Linked DNA regions of Mus musculus: region 2 is linked to region 1. The links are chromatin loops, found by intact Hi-C in ENCODE. Cell type or tissue: left cerebral cortex. All regions are shown on one strand.

Region 1 (5,000 bases):
CTGAAGCCGACATAGCTCCAGGGACTCACTTGCTCAAGGTAGATGTCTACGTTGCCTCCAGAAGATGGGCTTATAGATGCGACTGCCAGGAATGGGTGGGTGGGGTGCCAGGTGATGTGGGAGGGAGAGCTGGGTGTGTCTGGAGCTTTGATTCGGTGGTCAAAATACAGAGCCATGATGACGCACAGACCTAGTCAAGGATGAAACCTGCAGGGCGGGAAAACCAACCCCTAGTGACTACGCGCAGAATTACAAAATGGAAGCAAACCTACAAGGACACGTAGCAGCTTTAAAATGTTTCTTAAATGAATGCAAGCCAATTCATTTGTTAGAGATTATTCTATTAAGGAAAACTATAAAATTAGAAGCAAAAGATTAAACTTGGCATGACCCACGGTGTGCTGGAAAAGAAGTAAAATTCATTGCTATCAAAGAGAGAACTAAACAGAGAATGCAAGTAGCAAGTACTGAAACGGGGGGAGGGGGGTGGTGTTTCAAATAATTCTTGATCATTCTCATTCGATAAGTATCGTTTCAATGTACACAGATACTTTCAAAGAAAACATTAAAACAAAATAAAAGTAAACTACCCATCAAAGAACATCTCTACAGAGAAAAACAGCGTTCAACTTCATGGAAACCAAAAAGCCCAAGAACGTCTTCTAGCTACGACTTAGTAGAGGACAGTCAGGACCACCAAGCGACAGTGATGGGGGAGAGGCTGCATTTAATTTGTTGCATGGGCTGGAAAGATGGCTTTGTGGTTAGGAGAGTCTTCCAGATACATGAGCTCAGTTCCCAGCACTCACATCAGGCAGCTTCCTCTGGGATCTGATGCCCCACTGGCCTCGCCTGTACATATACACATTAAAAGTAAGCCAGCTATGGTGGCACAAGCTTTCAATTCCAGCTCAGAAGAAGCAGAGGTCCCTATGTGTTTGAGGCAAATATGGTCTACTACAGTGAGTTCCAGGCAGCCAAAGATACATAGTGAGATCTTGCCTCAAAATAAGAAAAATCTTTTCTTTTTTTTTTTTTAAAAAGGGCAACATGTCAACTTCAGTATGTCCATTTTATACAATGTTCTAACTATTCATTCTTTCTTTCGCTTGTGCTTAAGGTTTTTTTTTTTTTCATTCATTTGTTTTGTTTTTTCAAGGCAGGGTTTCTCTATGTAGCCCTGGCTGTCCTAGAACTTGCTTTGTAGACCAGGCTGGCCTCAAATTCACAAATATCTGCCTGCCTCTGCCTCCCAAGTCCTGGGATTAAACGTATGAGGCACTTCTGAGCACAGCACTTATGCTTTAAAATGAGAATTAGCCAAATAATTAAAAAGATATTAAGTCAACTTTAGGAAGCTGATGCTCACACACACACACAAAAGTTATTTAAAAATCTGTTAATGTCCTTAGATCAGGAACAAGTTTCAAGTATGTAGGCCATAAAACAAGAAAAGGCCAATTTCACTTTTTCCAGTCAACTGATCCTCATTTTTATACTGAGTATTTTTATATTCAATTATTTTCAGAGGTGAGTGCCTCCATCATGCCAACTCTTAGGAAAGCAGGTCAAATTCATTATGCCCAAGGAGTCATACTAACAAGTAGGCTTAAAGACAAGATACTCCTTTTAGAGTCTCTTGTTCAACAAGAGGATGGGTTCTAAAGTAGCCTTTCGGGATAGTGACCAATGATGTAAAGTTTAGCTCTCTGGGCCAGAATAAGATCACTAGCTGCATCATGTAGACATTACTGAAGGACAGTGTAGTTCAAGGTGGTCCATTCAGGTCATGTTATCTTTACAAGCCACCCAAAGATTAACCAAGCAGAGGATTTTGGCTTTTTTGTCTTCCCCCAGCTTCATACTAAATGCATTGGGGGGCGGGGGGGACTCACGCCGCAACTCAAAAGTCCAGCAGGGGGCTCTAGGATTGTGCAGAGAGACAATGTGAAGCCAGCACACAGAGAGGAACCGAGAGGGTCCTGGCAGGTCATCTCTAGGTCCCAGGTCGATCCCATCCCACCTCTTGCCACTCCCCGGTCCAGCCCCAGACCCCTCTGCACCTTAGGTATAGGAATCTAACTTCGCCAGATTCCCTGTGCCTCCGTGTTGCCCGGACAACGCCGGTAAAGAAAGCGGAAGCAGTCGAGGGACAGCCGCGCCTCCGATGCCTCCCGAAACGACCACTGGTGACTTGCGGCGGAAAGAACCGAAAACAGTCGGTACCTCCCGGCGCAGCTCTGAGTCTTAGGCCCACTTTAGGACCAGTTTGGGTTTTCCGCTGATGGGTGGGCCAGATCTATTTGCTACTCGGGGCAAGCTGCGTCAAGGCTCCTAATACTTTTCTCCCCGAGTTCATCCTGCCTACCCCACGCAGGCCATCAGTCGGCACCTCGCGGAGCTTAGTTGCATTGCATCGGATGGGGAGGCGCGGCTCGAGAGCTTCTCTGGAACGTTCTGAGTACCGGACACCGCCCCGGCGCGTGGCGCGTTGATGCCTCGAGAGACCGCTGCAAGCGGTACTCAGCAGAGGCTTGCAGCAGCTAGGCACAGGGTTCCCTGGGTGACCGTGTGCACTTTAGCCAGTGTTAGCCAACGGCGAGTGTCGCTGAAGAGCAGGCGCAGTAGCACGGTCCACGCCAATGAGCCAAGGGGATAACCAGAGGCGGGGACCTCCTGCAAACTGGGATACTTTTTTCAAACGCCACATGCATAAGCATTAGAGTTTTAAAAACACATTTCCTTATCGCTTCGAATAGGAAAAGTGTTAGTGGACTATGCTACGATACATTTATGGTCTTAAACCTGTTTTCAAAGTGCAAAGTCCCCACCCGAGTTCCCGCGCGCTTCAAGACGCCCCGCTGAGGCGGTGATTTCTTCTCACGCATCCGTCAACATAGTCTCAGCCAATCACAGCCAGCACGCTGATCCTATTGGCTGTCGGTTGGCCAATCGGAAAAGACGCATGATCCGCAAGGGCGCGAGGTTGCCGTCACAACACGCCCCACGTTGCGGGCCCGCCCCTGTACATCGTGCGGGCGCGCGCACGTAACGCCTGCTGACCAATGGCAGCCTAGCTGGTTGGGCGCGCCCGCAGAAAAGCTGGACGTGCTCGTCTTTTTTGCGGGACGTTCGCCCCTCCCCGCTCCGGCGCCGACTTCAGGTCCCCGGCGGCCGCCGTAGCCGGAACTGTTTAGAGCGCGGCGTCCCGGGTGTGGGAGGGCGAGTGGCGGCTGCACCGGTGCCGTCAGCCCTGTTAGCCGCGCGCCAGTCCACGGAGAGGTCTTGCGAAGGGGAACAGTGCTTGGTGACCGCGCCTGACACCTGACCACCAGCCCGGCGTCGCGGCTTCGCCGCAGCCGGAGCTGCCGGGCCCGGTCGGTTCTGCGGAGGCCCGGGATCCGGGAGCCAGGCTGCCGGGAAGCGTGGATGAAAAAGGTGACCGTAGGCTGCACTTGGGAGCCTTCGGGATCCGCGGAGGGGCCGCGGTATTCGTGGGCTGCGCCGCGTGCAGCCAGCGGTCAGCTCCTCAGGAAGGTGCGAGCTTCTCCCACCCGAAATGGGACAAAGGGTGTGGAGCCGGGACGAGGCCCACAGTGCCCGCGCCTCCCACGGTCAGGAAGTGACGGGTTTCGGTGACGGACTCCTATGGAGTCCACCGCCTCTGGGGAACGACCGGAATGTGCCTGGGGACAGGGCCCAGCGCGCCGGCGAGTGGGTCCTGTTGGATTGATGCATTTTGCTTGGTGCTGTTGGCAGTGCTGGTTCTGGGAATGGGTTTCGCTCCCTAGCACAATGACAGGGTTTTGGGAACCGTGGTGAGGGGGTTAAAAGTGAATAGGTTCGAAGTCTTGTGCCATAAAATCATTTAGCGTGGGGTTGTGTCTTGTGTGGTTCTGTGCCAGGGTTTTCTTAAGGTAGTATTTGAAAGATCAGTGCCAAACAGGAAAATTGCACACCGTTTTTGGCAGCACCATTTTATGGTGTTACTTCGAGTTTTACATCTCTGTCTTTACCTTCAGTCTGTTTCTTTGTTATCATTGGTACCTTGCTCTGTCTGCTTTTCTTTTTAAGTGGAATGTTTTCAACAGTTATGTTGGACCTAGCGTCTGCTAAAGAACGGAGTGTTTCTCTGTCCTGCTTCATCATGTACACAGCCTGTCTTAAGATGTTGGAATGTACCTGAACTTTAGTTTATTCTGAGTATAATTTCTCCTAGCTACAGATAATTATTATTTTGCTTATCGATATCTTATGACAGTGGTAGAAGTTAAAGCAAGAATTTTGTTGTTTCCAGAATTGTTTACATAGTTCAGTTCCTATTCTTAAGATCCGACTGGAACATAACAGTGTTTGCTGTCACTTTTCCGGTGTTCTCTAACCTGTTCTATGCAACAGGCTTTGTTGAATGAGAGGTGTAGTCGGGCCATCTCCCTCCTGGGAAGGTTTCCGGAGTGCAGAGTCTCTCTCTTGCATGCCAGCTTTGGAGGGAGCGGCAGTTTTGGCCTATGGAGCACTAGGGGCTCGGAGGGCAGCGCGGGCCGTTGCAATAGGCAGGTGCGCGGCTTGATCGCGCGTGGCTCGGGAGCAGAGGGGAGGCACGGGCAGTGCGGGGAGCGAGGCGGGATCAAGCTGGGGGCCATGAGCTGCGGCTCCTTGGGTTAGGTGGTGGCGGGACGGCGGTACTGCGGGACCCAAAGCGCAGAGGCCAGGTCATGCTGCCGTGCCTTCCGTGGCTCCGGGCTGTGTTGGTCTACCTGGGTTAGGGGCATCCAAGGGCGGGGCGGGGTCCCGGTCCGGTCGGGCTCAGCACTCTGTGGGCCCTCGGGCGGGCGGCGGGCGGCGGGCGGCGCTGGAACAAACAACGGCCGCCATGTTGGGAGGCCGGCGGTAAACTTCTGCCTGCCGCCCGCCTCACCGCTCCTCGTCTCTCTCGCCGCAGGATGACAGTGAAGTTGGGCGACGCCGGCAGCGGGGAGGAAGGGCTCAAGAAGCTGGGC
Region 2 (5,000 bases), 260 kb before region 1:
CAACTGATTAATTTTTAATGCGCAGGTTTCTTTTTAAAGCTGTATATGTTTGAGTGTATTGCCTGAATTCATGTGCTCCATGTGCATGACTAAGATTCAAAGAGGGCATCAGGTTCCCTGGATCTGGATGAACTGGTGTTACAGATGTTTGTGAGGCATCATGTGGGTGCTGGGAACTGAATCTGTGTCCTTTAGAACAACTGTTATTTACTGCTAAGTCATCTCTCCAGCCCTGATAACGTGTTTTGCTGAAACACAATATTTACGTTCACTTTTCTTGCCTGTGGAGTTTTTTTGTTTTGTTTTTCGTATCACATCCAAAAACTCATTGTTGAATACCTTGTTAAGCAGACTAGCTTTTATATCTAGCACAAGGAATCCAAATTCACACTTTTGCTTATAAATCTCTTATTGAAACCAGACCCTAGAGTAGCAACCCCTATTCACAACCTTGTGTGCAGAGCCAACCTCCCAGCAGAGCAGGAGATGACACTCAGGGAACACAGGGCCCTACTCCTACATTAGGTAGTACCCAATCCACTGGGAAAAGGATGGGTGTACACAACAGCCAAGGCCCTTCACTGAGGTTTGTTTACTGATTGTCCACCAACCTCTTACTGCACTTCAATCTTGGCTATTGGAGATTGGTTCAAATGCTTTGACTCAATCGGGAATCTGAGTGTTCAAATGCTAAAGGTTCTTGTCCCCAATCGGTTTTTGATCGATCAATAAAGATGCCAGAGGCCAGTGACTGGGCAAAGGGAGATGGAGCAGATCCTTAGAGTTTTGAGGGCTAGGACATGGCGGGTGGGTGGCGGGTAGTGGAAGAAATTGCCATGAAGCGGTGGGATACAGATGGACATAGGACTGCAGGAGATAAAGCCAACCAGCAATGTGAGATTTCTGTTAAATGGCCACTGACCACTTCCCCGATTGGCCCTGAGGTAGCAGAGGAAGGTTTAGGAGTACCCAGCCTTGGAGTAGCTAAGGCATTTTAAAGTTAACTGGCAAGCATGTGTGTGTGTGTGTGTGTGTGTGTGTGTGTGTGTGTGTCCTCCATTCACGAATCCAGATAGCTCCTAGGAGGGTGTGTGCATGCGAGCCAAAGCCATGGAGCACAAACTCACTGCTACACTTGGCTTCCCTTTACACCCAGAGAGATGGCCCCAGTCAAGACCCCTGTCCACTGAGAATGCGTATCTTGAAAAATATAAAGTTTCTAGGCTGATATAGCCTCCTACTCCAGTCCAACCCAGCCAACTCCACATTACCATTCCTGACATTCCCTCTAGCACAAGGGCCTTTGGGTCTTAACACGGCATCTGCCCGGATATGAGTTCTCTGTGCTGGTTGAACTCAGCACCCTGGACCAATGGGAAGTGTCTTCTGCATCTACTCAGCAAACAAAGTGGTGCTATGGTGTTGTGGATTTGGTTTATTGCTTATATTAATTGGGTTCCCAAATTACATGAGAATTCACACATCTGCATGCAAGGCACAGTGGGACCCTACCAATTGGCTCTAATTGGTAAATAAAGTTGCCAGGCTGCCAATGGCTGGGCAGGGAGACTGAGGTGGGACTTTAAATAAGAGTTTCTGGGCAAGGGAACCATGGGGAAAAGAGGGATTTTTAGAATCGCCATGCTGGGGAAGCAGGAGGATCAGTCTTGAGAGCTGTAGGAGAGAAAGCATACGGCCATGTAAGAGCTGAGGATGAGTGGCCCCAGGGGGCCCTCCCCAAATAGTGTCTGGGGTAGCAAAGATGGAATATAGATTTTAGTAAATGATAAATTCAGGAGTCTCAGAGGGTAGGTGTTAGCAATGTGGAAGGTTGGGAGGGGCCCAGCTGTTGGGCTGCTTAGGGCATATTAAAAATAAGGCTGCATGTGTGTGTCTTTTATTCAAGAATCCACATGGAGCCGGGGCAGTGGTGGCGCACGACTTTGATCCCAGCACTTGGGAGGCAGAGGCAGGCAGATTTCTGAGTTTGAGGCCAGTCTGGTCTACATTGAGTTCTAGAACAGCCAGAACTACACAGAGAAACCCTGTCTCAAAAAACCAAAAAAAACAAAACAAAACAAAAAAAAGAATCTACATGGGATAGTCATAAGAAGTGCTTGCCTGCTAGGGAGATTAGAGTGATTTGCATACTATCACTACACCATGGCGTTACATCATACACTCCTGCTCTAAACCTTCTGCAGTGCCCTGTGGACCACAGATCAATCCTTTCAATAACTACATACGACTTCCAGCTGCCTCTCCACGCAGTCTTTCCCTCAGTCTCATTCCTGCAGAAAATCCAATATCCGTGAGTCCAGACCAGGCTCAACTGTGACCCTAGCTGAAAAGTAGATTCCAAAGTGGATGTGGTACGATTTGTGCAATTTAGGGGTGGAATCACATAGAACAGGACTTCAAGGTCAGTTGGAGGCCAGGCAGGGATAATGCATAGGACCCTAAACTAAAAAAACAAAGTAAAAAGATTACTGGGCCACTCAGAGCCACCGGCCACAAAATGAGAGCCCCCAGACAATCTGCTGATAACTTTGGTCCCAGATGGTACAATTCACAGGCCAACATCCCTAAGTGCCCAGGAGCCACCAGACTTGGAAGCTGTTTTGCAGGCTGGGATGGATCCAAACCAGATCTGTTGGGGGTACAGATCTAGTGTGTCAGGAACTTGTATCTAAGCCGACCTTGTCTACAACTCAGCCCCAATGAGAGACCAAGGTCCCTCAGGATCTGGTGCTCACTGTGATCTTAACTCTTAAACAGTACGGCTACGAACAGGAGGAATTAACAGGGTGAGCTCCAGGGAATGTTGGACAATTGTGGGCAAGGGGCATGGGACCTTAGTTCCTGTTTTGGGGCACCCAACAACCTCAAAAGGTAAGAGGAGAACGAAGGAAGGAGAGAGTGGTGAGTAGATGGACGGAGATACTGACAGATGAACACTGGAGTCCCTGGCAGCAATTGGACCCATAGTCCAAATTCCCAGGAAGCCCTTGTTGGCTGCAACTGGCCCCGAAAGGCCTCCAGCACGTGCCAAAAAAAAAGGAGCAGGCGCCAGAATGGCCACCAGGGGGCCAGCCGACGGTTCTAAGTACCCGTCCCGTCGGTGAGTCGGTGAGGAAGCATCCGAGCTGGGTTGCAGAGGACTGGCCGAGGAAACTGGACTAGGCCACGGCGTGACAAAAGCGTGTCCAGCGGGGCCAGCAGAAGCCGCACAGGGGTTTCAGGTGGAACTAAGGTGTGGGGTGCGGCACAGGGAAGAGGCCTGGGGCGCGCGCGCGGGGGGGGGGGTCCGCGGGTGCTGCCCCTCCCCCACGGCGCAGGCCCATTCCCCTCCCCCACTAGGGGGCTAACTCGTAGGTTAGGGAGCATCCACATTTCTCTCCCCGTCGGTTTTGCTTGCGTTTGGCCCTTTGTATGAGGCTAGTTCATTGGATAGTTTCGAGGTTCACCCCGCCCAAGTTCCTGAGCTGGCCAATTGCAGAAAGTGTCACAGCGCGCTAAGTTCCGGGGATCGTCACCGTACTGCGACGATTCCCAGGATGTTTAGGCCTCAGTGATCTTTGCTCCCGGGACTCGGGCCTTGAGCCCAAGGATACCTCCAGAGCCTGTGCCCGGGAAGGTGCCCTCTGAGCATCCGGATGACCCTTGGGAATCTATGCTTCTTTTTCCTCACACGACTCTCTGATGTGTCCTCGAGTGGACGCGCTCATCCCGAAGAGGAGTTTGCAGACGCTCCCTCGAGCCTAGGACGCGGCCCCTTTAAGAGTGCGGCCGTTCAGGGCACCGCCTGCTTGGACAGGCGCCCTGGGCTCGGGCTCCTTAGGCGGTCGCGGGCAACGAGGGCGCGGCAGCCGCGTGCGGGCTGCGGGAAGCTCGTGTTTAAGTAGACGCGTAGGCCACCGGACGGGAGGGACGGTAAGCTGAGCAGGCGTGTGGCGGGCAGCCCAGCTCAGGCCCCGCCCCGCCCGCTGGGGTCCTGCGCTCCGTGCTGCGCGCGGCGGGCGCGGAGGGAAGTCCCGAGACAAAGGAGCGCCGCCGCCTCTGCCGCCGCGACGGTCCGGGCCGCGGTCGCCCAGGTGAGCCGCCACCGGCCTGCGCACGCACTCCCATCTTCGCCCGGACTCGCCGCCGTTCCCAGTGAGCTTCCGGGAGGCGCCGAGCGGAGCCACGGCGGCCTCCTCTCGCTCGCGGCCTCCGAGTCTCGGCCTTCGGGGCACTAGGGCCCAGCCGCTGTGCCACGGGAGAATACAGGGTTGGGAGCACGGCCCACTGCCCCCCTACTCTTGGCGAACTGAGTTCCGCCGACCCCGCAACAGATAATCTGAGCTTCCCAGTAGCTCCCAGACGCGTTCTGGGCGGTGCTGGGCTCCGTAGTTAGGCGAGTGAGAGTGCGGAAGGCCGTGAGTACTGGGCCGTGTCGGGGCCTGTAAGCACCCGGAGTCACATCAGAAGGCTTCGTTCGTTACCGAGACGCTAGGCTTGTAGCTTGGGTTTTTGTGGGGGAGTCTTGTGTATATTCTCTGCCCCACCTTCCTTTATTCTTAAGGAACTGTTGTTTTAGTGGATGAGTTAGTTACCTGCCTGCATAGCAGAAAACGGGCGTCGAAGGGGAGTTTGTTTTCTTTCTAAAGGTATTCAGGCTGTGAGTGATCGCAGTCCTGCCCTCCTCTGGCTGTCTCTGCCACTGGAAACTTAACAAACAGCGTGGTATACTTACTGAAGGATCCTTAGGGCCTACAGTGTGCATTCGAGTAAAAGAGGCCGCTTCGCCCTATCCAAGCCAGCCGTAGTGCCTGGTACCCATGTTCCCTCTGCCGAGGTGGGCGGAGATAAGCAACCTTGCACAGGCTCTCTGACCGGTAAGTAGCTCTGAAGTAGGTGGTGTCGCCAGACAAATACTGTACACTGTAGGAAGCCTGGAGTCATAAGACCCATCCCTGTATGTCCTTCCTGTCTCTAGTAGTGGGGAGGGGAATGGTTTT

The links. Hi-C counts contacts between places; a loop is a spot of excess contacts. Peaks named below come from ENCODE experiments on the same cell type or tissue, not always from the same donor. Only the 100,000 strongest peaks of a DNase experiment are listed, where the experiment ranks them.
Region 2: a loop joins it to region 1, with 7 times the contacts of the local background. A loop is called at or near these places in 5 of 42 quality-filtered maps.

What each region holds. Positions count from the first base shown.
Region 1 is chr17:25,013,968-25,018,967 of GRCm38, reverse strand. It overlaps Cramp1l (cramped chromatin regulator homolog 1), which reads left to right and starts at 3,738. Exons shown (of 21, transcript NM_020608.3): 1 at 3,738-3,841; 2 at 4,943-5,000. The coding sequence starts at 4,944. Ift140 (intraflagellar transport 140) reads right to left here and starts at 2,882. Exons shown (of 30, transcript NM_134126.3): 1 at 2,064-2,882; 2 at 30-207. The coding sequence starts at 176. In left cerebral cortex, CTCF peaks have their summits at 1,919 (motif pointing right) and 2,428; DNase peaks (open chromatin) are centred at 2,178, 2,643, 3,008 and 3,581; H3K4me3 peaks cover 3,392 bases; H3K27ac peaks cover 2,859 bases.
Region 2 is chr17:25,272,415-25,277,414 of GRCm38, reverse strand. It overlaps Ube2i (ubiquitin-conjugating enzyme E2I), which reads left to right and starts at 3,984. Exons shown (of 7, transcript NM_001177610.1): 1 at 3,984-4,094. It overlaps Gm17801 (predicted gene, 17801), which reads right to left and starts at 3,291. Exons shown (of 1, transcript NR_027452.1): 1 at 1,887-3,291. In left cerebral cortex, CTCF peaks have their summits at 3,086 (motif pointing right) and 4,009; DNase peaks (open chromatin) are centred at 3,119, 3,505 and 3,741; H3K4me3 peaks cover 2,149 bases; H3K27ac peaks cover 2,355 bases.